3 separate regions of the Homo sapiens genome follow, and all the other regions are linked to region 2. The links are chromatin contacts, found by Hi-C or POLR2A ChIA-PET in ENCODE. All regions are on one chromosome and are shown on one strand. The core of a region is the stretch at or near the end of the contact, and the rest is flanking DNA. Distances in the headings are between cores, read along the strand shown.

Region 1 (3,570 bases), core at 695-3,194, 630 kb after region 2:
TGGCCACCCTAAACCTAAAAAATCCCACGTAGAATCAAAAGACCCCGCCCCTTGGAGGGCTCACTTCATAGAGGCTCTGCCCCAGCTTCCCAAGGCCTTATCCTCCTCAGGTGCCATCTGCCCAAGACCCTACTCCATGGCCCGCTTCCTAAATGCCCGTCTTCCCAACATCCTACCCCAGCCATTGGTCCCCGCCCCTTCAAGGGATCACTGCTAAGTGGCCGTGGCTAATTAAGCCAACCTGCCCTATCCCTACCAGGGCATTTTTCTCCATTAATCCAGCCAGTTCCCAGCAAGCCCAGCCCATTCTGGGCCATTTACCCTACCCCATTAGGTCTTGCTTCCTCCTGGGCTCACCTCCTCATTAACCCACCTAAAACCTCTGACCACACTCATAAGTCAAGCCCCTTCCGTAAAATGTCACTCAGACGCATTGGCTCCGCACCTTTAACGTTCATCTCCAGGTTAGCCAATGCAGGCTGAGCCCAGACCCATAAGCCCCACCCGCCAAAACTCCACATCAGTCCCCTCAGGACCACATTGTCCTGGTCCCACACAATCAGACTACTCCCATATCAAGCACCGCCCCCAATGACTGATATCCGCCTCACTGGGGTCCACCCCCTTACAGCAGAACTCTCAAACCAGGCCTCCCCGGCCTAATTCATGTACCCAGGTTAGCCTCCAGGTTAATCCTATTCTATTTTTAGACCACGCCCCTCCCAGACCACGCCTCACTGAGGCTCCTCCCATTCCCAGGCCCCGCCCCTCTGATAGTCTCCGCCTTACCTGATGGCGCTGATGACTCCGCCTAGGATGCGCATGGCCGTTCCACCGCCACCGCCGCCTCCACCACCGCCGCCGCCGCCGCCGCCGCCGCCGCCGCCCCCGGCCCCGCTGATCAGGCCTCCAAGCACATTTCCCAGGCCCCCACCCAGGCCCCCGCCTCCCCCGCCGCCGCCGCCGCCGCCCTTCAAGAACGAGTTAACCAGGAACATGGCTGCGACTCACTGCTGGGGGGAAAAAAGGGGACCAGTGGGTGCTTCGCCCCTGAGCCCACACCCTCCCTTCAAACACGCATTTCCGGCAGCTGGACCTGGGAGGAATCTGAAGCCTCCGGGTGGGGGTCTGAGTTTGCGAGGGCGGGTTGTCCGCGGATGGGTGGGGCAGGTATGGGGGATCAGGTTTGCAACCTCCTCAGGTCTAAAAGGCACCCGTGGGGCTTGAGGGAGCCTGGACTGGGTGCACGCGTGAAGGGGAGGGTGCAGATCTGGTGGGGGTTCTCTTGGTGGGGACCCCAAGTTGGCGTAAGGCGTTCCCGACATGTCTGGGCGCTAGAATGTGAGATCCAGAGCCCAGCCTGAATGTAGAGGTCCTTGGCAGGTCATGGGCGCGGAGCAAACATCCACGGCCTAAAGGGCCCCAGGGCGGGGTTTAGGAAATCCCAAATGTGGGCTTGAGAATTTAGGTATTCCCAGCGGCAGGATTCCAGTGTCACCTCTGGCTCTGTGGGCTCGGGTCTAAGATCGTGGCTGTGAGCTCTGGGTTCCCGGACAATGGGGTTCCCCGCTGGAACTGGGGGCACAGATCTACGATCGCGGTTCAGGACACCCCAAGGAAGAATTCACAGGGTATCTCTGAAACCTATGGGCCTGTATTTTGGATCATGAGACAGAGGGTGGAGAAGGGTCCCCGGGACGGCATAAAAGGAGATCGAACAGGTCTGAGGGTTCGAATCTGAGACCATGGATCTGGGGGGCTCCTGAGGCCGAGACTTCACGGTTTCGCCGGGTCTGGGGGCCGCCAAAGTCGGAGTTGCGGGGTGCGGAGGGGGTACGGGCCGGGCGCTTACCGCCGCACACGTCCGGAGTTCTGGGAGTCGGTTCCACTGCCGCTCCCGGGCCTCCCGCAGCGTCCGGCTCCGGAGGGCGGGGCCGGTGACTCAGGCCGCAACTCTCGGGTCGGACACTGCACCGCGGCCCTGCTGTCGCCCGCGCGGTCCTAGAGCCGAAGCGGACATTGCGCATGCGCACCCCACACCGCCCGGCTAGCTGGATCCAGGTCTGGGCCCCGCCCTACGCGTTTCCAGCGCCGGAGGTCTTAATCCCGCCCTGACTCGGTAGGCGGGGGTCTTCCCGACACCCCTCAGGTCTGGGTGGAGGCACCCGCGGACGAGAACTCGGAGGGGACCCACCCCCCGAGTGTCGTAGTGTGAATTTTCACCCTAGGGCATGCCAATATCCTTCCAGGGTGGCGGTTTTCGGTCCGCTCACTAAGGGACTCCGCACGGGCCCTCTGCAGGTGTTGTCGCGACAAACACCTCCTGGAGGCCTGGAGTATGGTTTGACTCACACGCTGGGGGACAGTCGCCCGTGTCTGTGGCGAGGATTGAGGCTGGATTGCCTTTCCCAGTGCCTGCAGCAGCCCGGATGGCAGTCAAACCGCAGGCAGCGCCTGCGCCGCCTCCCAGGCGAACCTTACCACGCCCCCGCCCCAGTCAGGGGCCACCAGAATCATTCCTTCCTGGACTGGCCCAAAGAGTGTCCTCAGTATGCTAGCCTCTAAAGAAGGCCCCAGACACAGGAAGATTCCTTTGGCCACGGCCTGGTTTCTTTATTTACTTAAAAAATATTATTGTTTTTACATAATAGAGACGGAGGTCTCGCTATGTTGCCCAGGCTGCTCTTGAACTCCGGGCCTCAAGCCGTCCTCCTGCCTCAGCCTCCCAAAGTACTGTGAGGTACTGGGATTACAGGTATGGGCTACCGGCCTTTTTTTGATTTAATTTAATTTTTTACAATAATATTTTTACATAGCCTGGTTTCTTTTCTTTTCTTTTCTTTTTTTTTTTTTTTGTTTTGAGACAGCGTCTTGCTCTGTTGCCCAGGCTGGGGTGCAGTGGCGCCATCTCAGCTCACTGCAGTCTCTGCCTCCCAGGTTCAAGCGATTCTCCTGCCTCAGCCTCCCGAGTAGCTGGGATTACAGGCATGCACCACCACACCCAGCTAATTTTTGTATTTTTAGTAGAGACGGGGTTTCACCATGTTGGCCAGGCTGGTCTCAAACTCCTGATCTTAGGTGATCCACCTGCCTCGGCCTGCCAAAGTGCTAGGATTACAGGCATGAGCCACGGGAGTCCAGTACTTTTTCAGGACTCATCGGGGGGAGCTAAATCTGGCCCCCAGGCAGGCTGGCTGGCTCTTATCCCCTACCCTGCAGGCTGGCTAGGCTTGAGTTGAATCCTGGCTGTGCCCTGTAATAACTGCACAACCCCAAAAGAGTGGCTTGATATTCCTGAGCAGCGATTTTCTCATCTGTAAAATGGGAACATGGGTTGCTCCATACCACTAGGCCCCCTATCAAAATTAAATGATATCTGCAGCAATACTGATTATTAAAAAAAAAACTTAAGTGGTGGCTGGGTGAAGTGGTTCATGCCTGTATTCCCTGCATTTTGGGAGGCTGAGGCAGGAGGATCTCTTGAGCCCAGGAGTTTGACTCCAGCCTGGGCAATATAGTGAGACCTTGTCTCTACAAATAATACAGAAATTAGCTGAATGTGGTGGCATG
Region 2 (3,665 bases), core at 600-3,099:
ATATTTTGAGTAAGGCCAAAACTGCCTAGTGTTACAAAACCAGACAAAAAGCCCAGGTACCCAGTCTTGCAGGATAGAAATGTGTGACTAAAATGAAGCATCGATCTGAGAAGACTACAAATGAGCGGGAAAGATTGGACAGGAGCATGCTATACATTATTTAGATTAATGTTGATATTTAAGGAGCCAGGATATTGGTTTGTTTTTGAGGGGTGCCCATCTACTTTATGTAAGAAGCTATAAACTACACTTCTTTCAGTTTCTGCTTAATCCTTGCTCAAACAAGGAATAATTTCTTATTCCAAAGTAGACATTGGTACATCTTTTACTAGGTACATAATTTGGGATGAAGTCTGATAAAGCTCCTTAGAAGTACTTACAGTACACCCTCACAAGGGTGTACCATCTACCCATGGTTTAAACAGAAATTAAAATTCTACCTTCGTGGAAAAATTTGCCAAGTTTTAATGGATTCAGTGCTCATTAAAAACTTTTAGCCTGTCTTGATCTTTAACATAATTATTGGTGTGAAACAATGGCTTCTGTGGAAAATTAAAGTTTTAGTGGTTTGCTATTTGTGAAATACAGGCTTTTTCATGTATCATATTAGCATATAAGCTGGCTTAATCATTAGTACTGATCTTCAAGTTACTAAGACACCAGATATTTGTTACTTTGTAATTTGAGTTTTTAAAAAAATTCCGAAATTGGCTTTTCGATGTGTGAAAAGGACTACTTATTAGATGCTTGTTTTTAAATTTACATTCAATTAATTAAAGCTAGACTCTTTATATTCTTAGGCTTGGTATACTATTTGTATGTTTTGTAGTAAGTGTATAAAAATAATACCTTTGACTTTGTATAAAAAAAATCTTTCTTGCTTTAAAAGCCATGTTGGATTTGCATTCTAGACCGTAATAAATATAACTACTTTAACATAAAAATCTATTTATGTTGTTTATCAGATATTAGGGGTTTTTTTCCCTCTCCTGTCAACCTCCAAATAAAATCGATGCTCCAGAATGATGCCCTCTTATCATAATTTTACAAATACCTGGCTCCAAGGTTACTACCTGATACAAAAATACAATGCTGGTCTCCCAAACAGGCAACTCACATTGACACTCACACAGCTTCCACTCACACCTGCGATCACAAGGCAGCATCTTCGGGCCCTCGTCGGCCACGATCCGCTCCCAGAGAGCATTCGCGCACAATCTTATCCCATCCACGATTTTGATTCCTTTTCTCCCACTTCTTCAACCCTATCCGGGACGAGACCATCAGGTCCCACCTCCACCTTCACCTTCATTTTCCGCGCAATGCAGACTGAGCCCTGGACTCACCCATATACAGATTGAATTGTCCGGTCAGTGTTTCATCCCCTCTGCATTCTGAGGGCGAGTTAGCATCTGGGTGCATGAGTTCCAAACTAACAGCCAGGACCAGGCTTGGAGCCAAGAATCCTTTGGCTCGCATCGTGGCTGGGTTGACCGCTTTTCTGCCCTGGACTACATTTCCCATCGGTTCTACCGTTCGGGGCTACTTCCGCCGAGAACCGGAAGCACGTTTTCCTGTGTCTTACCCCAGATAACAGAGCTGCCAGGGATAATCAGGCCTGACCACTCTAGCGGGCGAGCCGGCCCCATAGCGAGCCGCTCGGCATGAGGGCTCTGCGATCCTCGTTGGAGAGGAGCGGTAAAAGGAAACAAGCCAGGCTTGGAAATGAGAGGCATAGGGAAGCCCGCAGTCGGGCTCTGGACTACATTTCCCAGAGGATCCCGCAGGCCGACGCCACGTCTCGCGAGATTTTGGCTTCCTCTTAGCCAGGTGGCGGGACCGTTTGCTGTGCCGATTTAGCTGCCGCCGCGCCTTGGAGTCCTGAGGAACTTGGCTAGGCTGGCCCCGAGCGGAACCAGAGAATGCTGAGGGTGAGGAATCCGGCTCCGGTCCTTTTGTGTGTGGAGGGCTGAGGAGAGGAGTTTGCGTGTGTGATCGCGATGGCTGCCGTGGGTCTCCGTGGTCTGTGACTGTGGCTGTGTGGTGCTGACTCTGGGTGATCAGGTGGGCGCTTGTGACTGTGCGCGCCCGGAGTGGGTGTGTGTGTCCTGGACGACCCTCGTTGTGCGTGCGGATGTGAAGAACCGGTGACTGTGTGGTTGGACTGCGTGTCCCGGGGTGGGTGTGTGACTTTGCGTGTCTGTGCAGTACCTTGTGTGCGTGAGTTGCAGGTCTGTGGCTGTGCAAGTGCAACTTGTGTGGCCCCTTGGTGTATGTGAGAGAGGAGAGTGTGATTGGCTGTGAGGCAGTGGGTAAGTGGATATGCGGAGGCATGTGTGCGATTGGGACTTTGTGTGTCCCCTTGAGAGAAAAAACTCTTTAGGCAGTTAGGGTGGGACCTTGGTAAAAGTCCTTTAAACAGAGAAACAGCCTGAAAAATCAGGCTGCAGGCATACATAAGGAAAACTCCACAGGGGGGTTGTCCTGAAGACATTCCTCAGCTGCACTGATAAGGGACCGAGGCCCAACATAGAAACGCCTTTGTCCTTTGTGTGACCAGCGGGCTTCCACGAAATAGTCGCTTCTTTTGTGGGCATGTACACGGTGGGCTCTGTTAGATTTTGAAGGGAAGGCGAGGGTTAAAGAAAGAGAGAGAGTTGGCGGCTCTATGGCGGGGACCAACTAAATGCCAGAGCCCACTGCCGCTTCCAGGCTGGGGTAATTACAGGCCTGGGCAGGAGGGGTCTGGGCGGTATGGCTTGTTGCCTGGGAGAAAGTTGATAAGGATGTTTCTTGGGCTTTTGCCCAGCAGGATGTGATAAGGAAGTCAGGCGGTTGGGAAGGATGTTTCGCACAGCCCAAACCCGGGTGGAATGTTTCCCTCTGACCAGGGTCTGTGAAATGGTGGGGGCTTACGAAACGGTGCAGCTTGGACTAACAGGTTCCGGCGGCCACTTTCCTTTTTTGGACATGCTTTAGACTGTGAGCGCGGCCTCTTTGAATCATAACTTCACCCCCTCATTGGTCCCGGGCCAAGCTTTCACTTCAGCCCCTGATTGGTCCCGGGCCAAACTTTCACTTCAGCTCCTGATTGGTCCCGGCCCAAACTTTCACTTCAGCTCCTGATTGGTCCCGGGCCAAACTTTCACTTCAGCCCCTAATTGGTCCCGGGCCAAACTTTCACTTCAGCTCCTGATTGGTCCCGGGCCAAACTTTCACTTCAGCCCCTGATTGGTCCCGGGCCAAACTTTCACTTCAGCCCCTGATTGGTCCTGGGCCAAACTTTCACTTCAGCCTGGGATTGGTCCCGGGCTAAGGTCCCAGGGCCAAGCTGGGTAGTGCTTTCTTCAAGACAGCCCACGTTCCTCCCCTTCCCAGTTAATAAACCCCCCCAGATTCAGCCTCCTAGTTGGCAACCCTCTTTTGGGTCCCTCCGCTGGGGAGAGCTTTCTTCTTTTGCTTATTAAACTTCCGCTCCGACCTCATCCTTTGTGTCCCTGTTCCTTAATTTTCTTGGCCGTGAGAGAAAGAAGGCAAAAACAAGAGCCTTTACCCTAACAACTCAATTGCTGCAGAGATTAGTGCATATTCTATGTGGCATCACACGCCATAGCCCTGGGATTGAAAGCCATGCAGTTTATGGGATGGTGTTAATCTCAGTCCAA
Region 3 (3,625 bases), core at 233-2,732, 660 kb after region 2:
GAGGTCGGGAGGGAATAAGGACAGAAAGGGGCTGGGCTTGGTGGCTCACGCCTGTAATCCCAGCACTTTAGTAGGCCAAGGTGAGCTGATCACTTGAGGTCAGGAGTTCCAGACCAGCCTGGCCAACATGGCAAAAACCCATCTCTACTAAAAATACAAAAATTAGCTGGGTGGGCACCTGTAATCCCAGCTACTCGGGAGGCTGGGGCACAAGGATCACTTGAACCCAGGAGGTGAAGGCTGCAGTGAGCCCGATAGTGCCACTGCACTCCATTCCAGGTTGGGTGACAGAGTGAGACTCTGTCTCAAAAAAAGACAGAAAGGATGTACTGAGTGGATGCACAAAGAGATCCTGTGTTCTGGTTTCTCCCAAGCTGTCCAGCCTGGTCGCTCACTGTGACCTACCTCACATTCTAGGCCTCTGTACACCCTGCTCCCTCCTTTCCACCTCTTTCTCTTAAGTCACCCTTTCCTCATCCCTCAGCTCAGACATCCCTTCCTCCAGGAAGCCCTCTCTGATTCTCCCAGGTGGAGTCAGGCACCTCTTCTTGGTGGCTCCAGTCCCCTGGGATTTCCTGATCCCAGCCCAGACCACTCTAGGCTGTCCCTGTCTAATGATGGGTCTGTCTCTCGTCAGGCTGCACTGGAGGCTCCACGAAGGCAGGACCTATCTCGGGTATGACTGAGGGCAAAGCCCAGCAAGTGTCTGTTGAATAACCAAATGAAAGGTGGGGTGGGGGAGTGTCCCAGATAGAGAGTCCTCACGTGGATGCGGCAGCCGTCATCTACAGGGTAGGAGCCCAGGAGCGCATCCTCTTGATCCAGCTTGCTGTAGAACTTGTCGTCAACTCCATACAGCTCCAGTTCCATGCAGGAAGCAGGGCTGCCCACCAGCAACTCCAGTTTACACTGTGAGGAGGAGGCAGGGTGAGAAGAAGGAGGCCACGGAGGCCCCGCCCCTTGCATCAATGACCATCGCCACGTCCCTTTTCCTCCAAAAGACCCCCCAGTCAGGACGCACGGGGCCGCAATCCAGCCCCTCGCCTCTTGCCCCCGCCCTCTGGACCGTCGGATTTTTCGCTGGACCCGGCCCTCATCTCTGCACTCTCGAGTTCTCTCCGGACCCGCCCCGCCGCGACCGGGTCCCCAGCCTCCGCAGCCTGGGATCACCTCCGGGCCCGCCCAGTCACTCCCCGGCCCCTCCCAGCCTCCCCCTTCCGGGAACCCCCCAATTTCTTCGCCCCGCCCCTCCGGACCCCGCCCCCATGGCCACACCTTGAACTCAGCGATGGTGAGGCTGCGGCTGTATCGCTTCTCGGAGCGGAAGGTGTTGAGGGAGCTGCTGATGAAAACGGTCACCGTGGGTGCCGACACCCCCGTCACCTCCATCTTGCCGCGCCCTGCGGATGCCTGCAGCGCGGTCCAGCCGCCTCACACCCGCTCCGCAGCCGCCGCCGCCGCTGCTGCTGCTGGGCTATCAGCCCCGCCTCCTGCTCCGTGCCTGACCAATCCGCGCTCTCCTGCCAGGAGCGTCCGCCAATCGCCGCCGTCCCTTCCCCACCGCCAGGAAGAGGGCTCTCCTTACTCTTGGGCCAGCCCAGCCAATCCAGAGGGGCCTTCCATAGTTCACGGTTCTTCCAATAGCGGCCCGGGAAAGGACCAGAACAGGCGGCGAAGACTGAAGCCCGGAGGTAGGAGTGGCAAGAGCTCGCCCAGTCCGCGAAGGGTAAACTCGCGCATGCGCACTGGCCTTCAACCAAGCCAAGCGCCTTGGCTTCTGTCCTGGATGCTCAGTGTTTTGCGGTTTACGATGCGCATCGTTTTCCCGGCTCTGGCACCAGATCCATACTATTCTGTAAACTGAGGCGGCGATGCCCAAAAATTGGAAGCAATTACTCTAAGATATCAAAAGATTGAAGCAAGCCATGAAACCTCTGCGCGGAGAGAGCCGAGCCCGAGGCGGCGGGGAGCCAGCACGTGTGCGCAGCTCCGCCCTCTTTTGGCGAAGCACCTAGGCCTGGCCCCTCCCGCGACCTGTAGCGCGGCGGAGCAAGCGCGGAAGGCTGGGAGGGCTGCGCGGGCTGCGCGTCGCCATGGAGCCCGACGGGACTTACGAGCCGGGCTTCGTGGGTATTCGCTTCTGCCAGGAATGGTGAGGCGGAGGGAGCGGGTGATGTTAGAAGGCGGGCGAGGAATGGCTCCAGAACTAACCCCTGGCACCTCCCCCTCCCCACAGTAACAACATGCTGTACCCCAAGGAAGACAAGGAGAACCGCATTCTGCTCTACGCGGTGAGCGCCGGGGTCTTCCCCGGCAGGTCCACCTGTTCCCAGCGTGGCCCCGCCCTGCCCCCTGCCTCTGTGATCGGACTCCCTGTTCGCCCTCCGCTGCACCTCAAGTGATCCTGACTCTCATGTCCTGCCCATCCCCAAAGAGAGTCCTGTCGTCATATCCTCCGGGATCACCCTGCCCTCTCCTCCCAATCTTGTCTGGAATCCTTCCGTGACCCCCTTTCCCCCACACTCGCCCTCTCGTAGTGCCGGAACTGTGATTACCAGCAGGAGGCCGACAACAGCTGCATCTATGTCAACAAGATCACGCACGAAGTGGAGTGAGTGGCGGGCCCTGAGCTGGGGGCGGGGGTGTTGGCTCTGGAGGCTGGGTCTGAGCGTAATTTTGCACCCCCGCGTCCCTGCAGCGAACTGACCCAGATTATCGCCGACGTGTCCCAGGACCCCACGTTGCCGCGGACCGAGGACCACCCGTGCCAAAAGTGAGCGTTCAGCTGGTACTGGGGAGGTAAAGTGAGGCTCGTCTCCTCACTGGGCGAAGGGAGGAGGGAAGGGTGTGAAGCCTCCGGTGACCGAGCCCCTACCCTCTCAGGTGCGGCCACAAGGAGGCTGTGTTCTTCCAGTCACACAGTGCGCGGGCCGAGGTAAGTGGCGCGAGGGCTTTCTAAGTATCTGGGGCTTGTTTGGTCCTTTCTGGGGGCGGGGATATCAATGTGGGTGACCCTGCGCTTCTTGGAACTCTGCCGGGCCCTTACCTATTGGTGAAGTTCTCTTGCCTGTTCTTTTGGGGTAAGGCGCTGCTGGGTCCAAATCCTTCCTAACCATGCATCATTTCTGCCAGGACGCCATGCGCCTTTACTACGTGTGCACAGCCCCACACTGCGGCCACCGCTGGACCGAGTGACCTCCTCTCTCCCCCGAGTGTAATAAACACCAGATTCCATGCGTGAGTTTTCTGTGTTTATTTGCCTCGTGGGGAGGACGCTGGCACACCGTATCAGGCTGCGCGGTGCAGGGCGCGGTGCTGTGCGTAGGTGTCGGGCCGGGAGCTGGTGAAGCCGCAGTCCTCGCACACGTGCAGCTTCTCGCGGCGCTCACGGTAAGCGTAGCTGGCCGGCTGTCCATGCACCTTAGCAAGGTGAGCTTCCAGGGAGCAGCGCTGCGTAAACGCTTTCCCGCAAGCACTGCAGCGGAAGGGCCGGATCCCTGCACAGATGGGCGCAGAGGGGAGGGCTGGACAGAGAGGGCAATGGGCTCTGGACTAAAGCGCCCCCACCCTGCTTTCCAGTGTTGAGCATTTCTGGTACCTATTCCAAGCTCTTCAGACTCTTCCG

Evidence for each region. Hi-C counts contacts between places; a loop is a spot of excess contacts on that map. ChIA-PET counts read pairs that join two places held with the same protein, here RNA polymerase II (POLR2A). Pooled maps may share reads with other maps.
Region 1: a map of naive thymus-derived CD4-positive, alpha-beta T cell shows a loop between it and region 2 (17-fold over the local background). The contact joins the promoter of CAPNS1 here to the promoter of ZNF850 in region 2. A Hi-C loop is called at or near these places in 4 of 168 maps with a recorded cell type or tissue (cardiac septum, endothelial cell of umbilical vein and naive thymus-derived CD4-positive, alpha-beta T cell), 12 of 37 single-sample maps with no recorded cell type and 19 of 50 pooled maps. POLR2A ChIA-PET finds 5 or more read pairs at or near these places in 2 of 52 experiments (B cell and PC-9).
Region 3: a map with no recorded cell type shows a loop between it and region 2 (26-fold over the local background). The contact joins the promoter of TBCB here to the promoter of ZNF850 in region 2. A Hi-C loop is called at or near these places in 2 of 168 maps with a recorded cell type or tissue (endothelial cell of umbilical vein and naive thymus-derived CD4-positive, alpha-beta T cell), 13 of 37 single-sample maps with no recorded cell type and 14 of 50 pooled maps.

What each region holds. Positions count from the first base shown.
Region 1 is chr19:36,138,440-36,142,009 of GRCh38, reverse strand. It overlaps CAPNS1 (calpain small subunit 1), which reads right to left and starts at 1,944. Exons shown (of 11, transcript NM_001749.4): 1 at 1,853-1,944; 2 at 790-1,013. The coding sequence starts at 998. LOC105372385 (a long non-coding RNA gene) reads left to right here and starts at 2,028. Exons shown (of 3, transcript XR_935954.3): 1 at 2,028-2,119. RefSeq lists enhancers at 1,478-1,537, 1,628-1,677.
Region 2 is chr19:36,770,991-36,774,655 of GRCh38, reverse strand. It overlaps ZNF850 (zinc finger protein 850), which reads left to right and starts at 1,849. Exons shown (of 5, transcript NM_001193552.2): 1 at 1,849-1,931. It overlaps LOC728485 (a long non-coding RNA gene), which reads right to left and starts at 1,503. Exons shown (of 2, transcript NR_164117.1): 1 at 1,147-1,503. RefSeq lists enhancers at 1,589-1,748, 1,889-2,028 and a silencer at 2,015-2,309.
Region 3 is chr19:36,113,325-36,116,949 of GRCh38, reverse strand. TBCB (tubulin folding cofactor B) reads right to left here and starts at 1,482. Exons shown (of 6, transcript NM_001281.3): 1 at 1,276-1,482; 2 at 766-909. The coding sequence starts at 1,389. POLR2I (RNA polymerase II subunit I) reads left to right here and starts at 2,075. Exons shown (of 6, transcript NM_006233.5): 1 at 2,075-2,152; 2 at 2,237-2,291; 3 at 2,538-2,611; 4 at 2,699-2,773; 5 at 2,884-2,935; 6 at 3,133-3,241. The coding sequence starts at 2,094. The coding sequence ends at 3,195. It overlaps OVOL3 (ovo like zinc finger 3), which reads right to left. Exons shown (of 4, transcript NM_001302757.2): 4 at 3,239-3,497. The coding sequence ends at 3,289. RefSeq lists enhancers at 752-841, 2,432-2,561, 2,580-3,091 and a silencer at 1,152-1,241.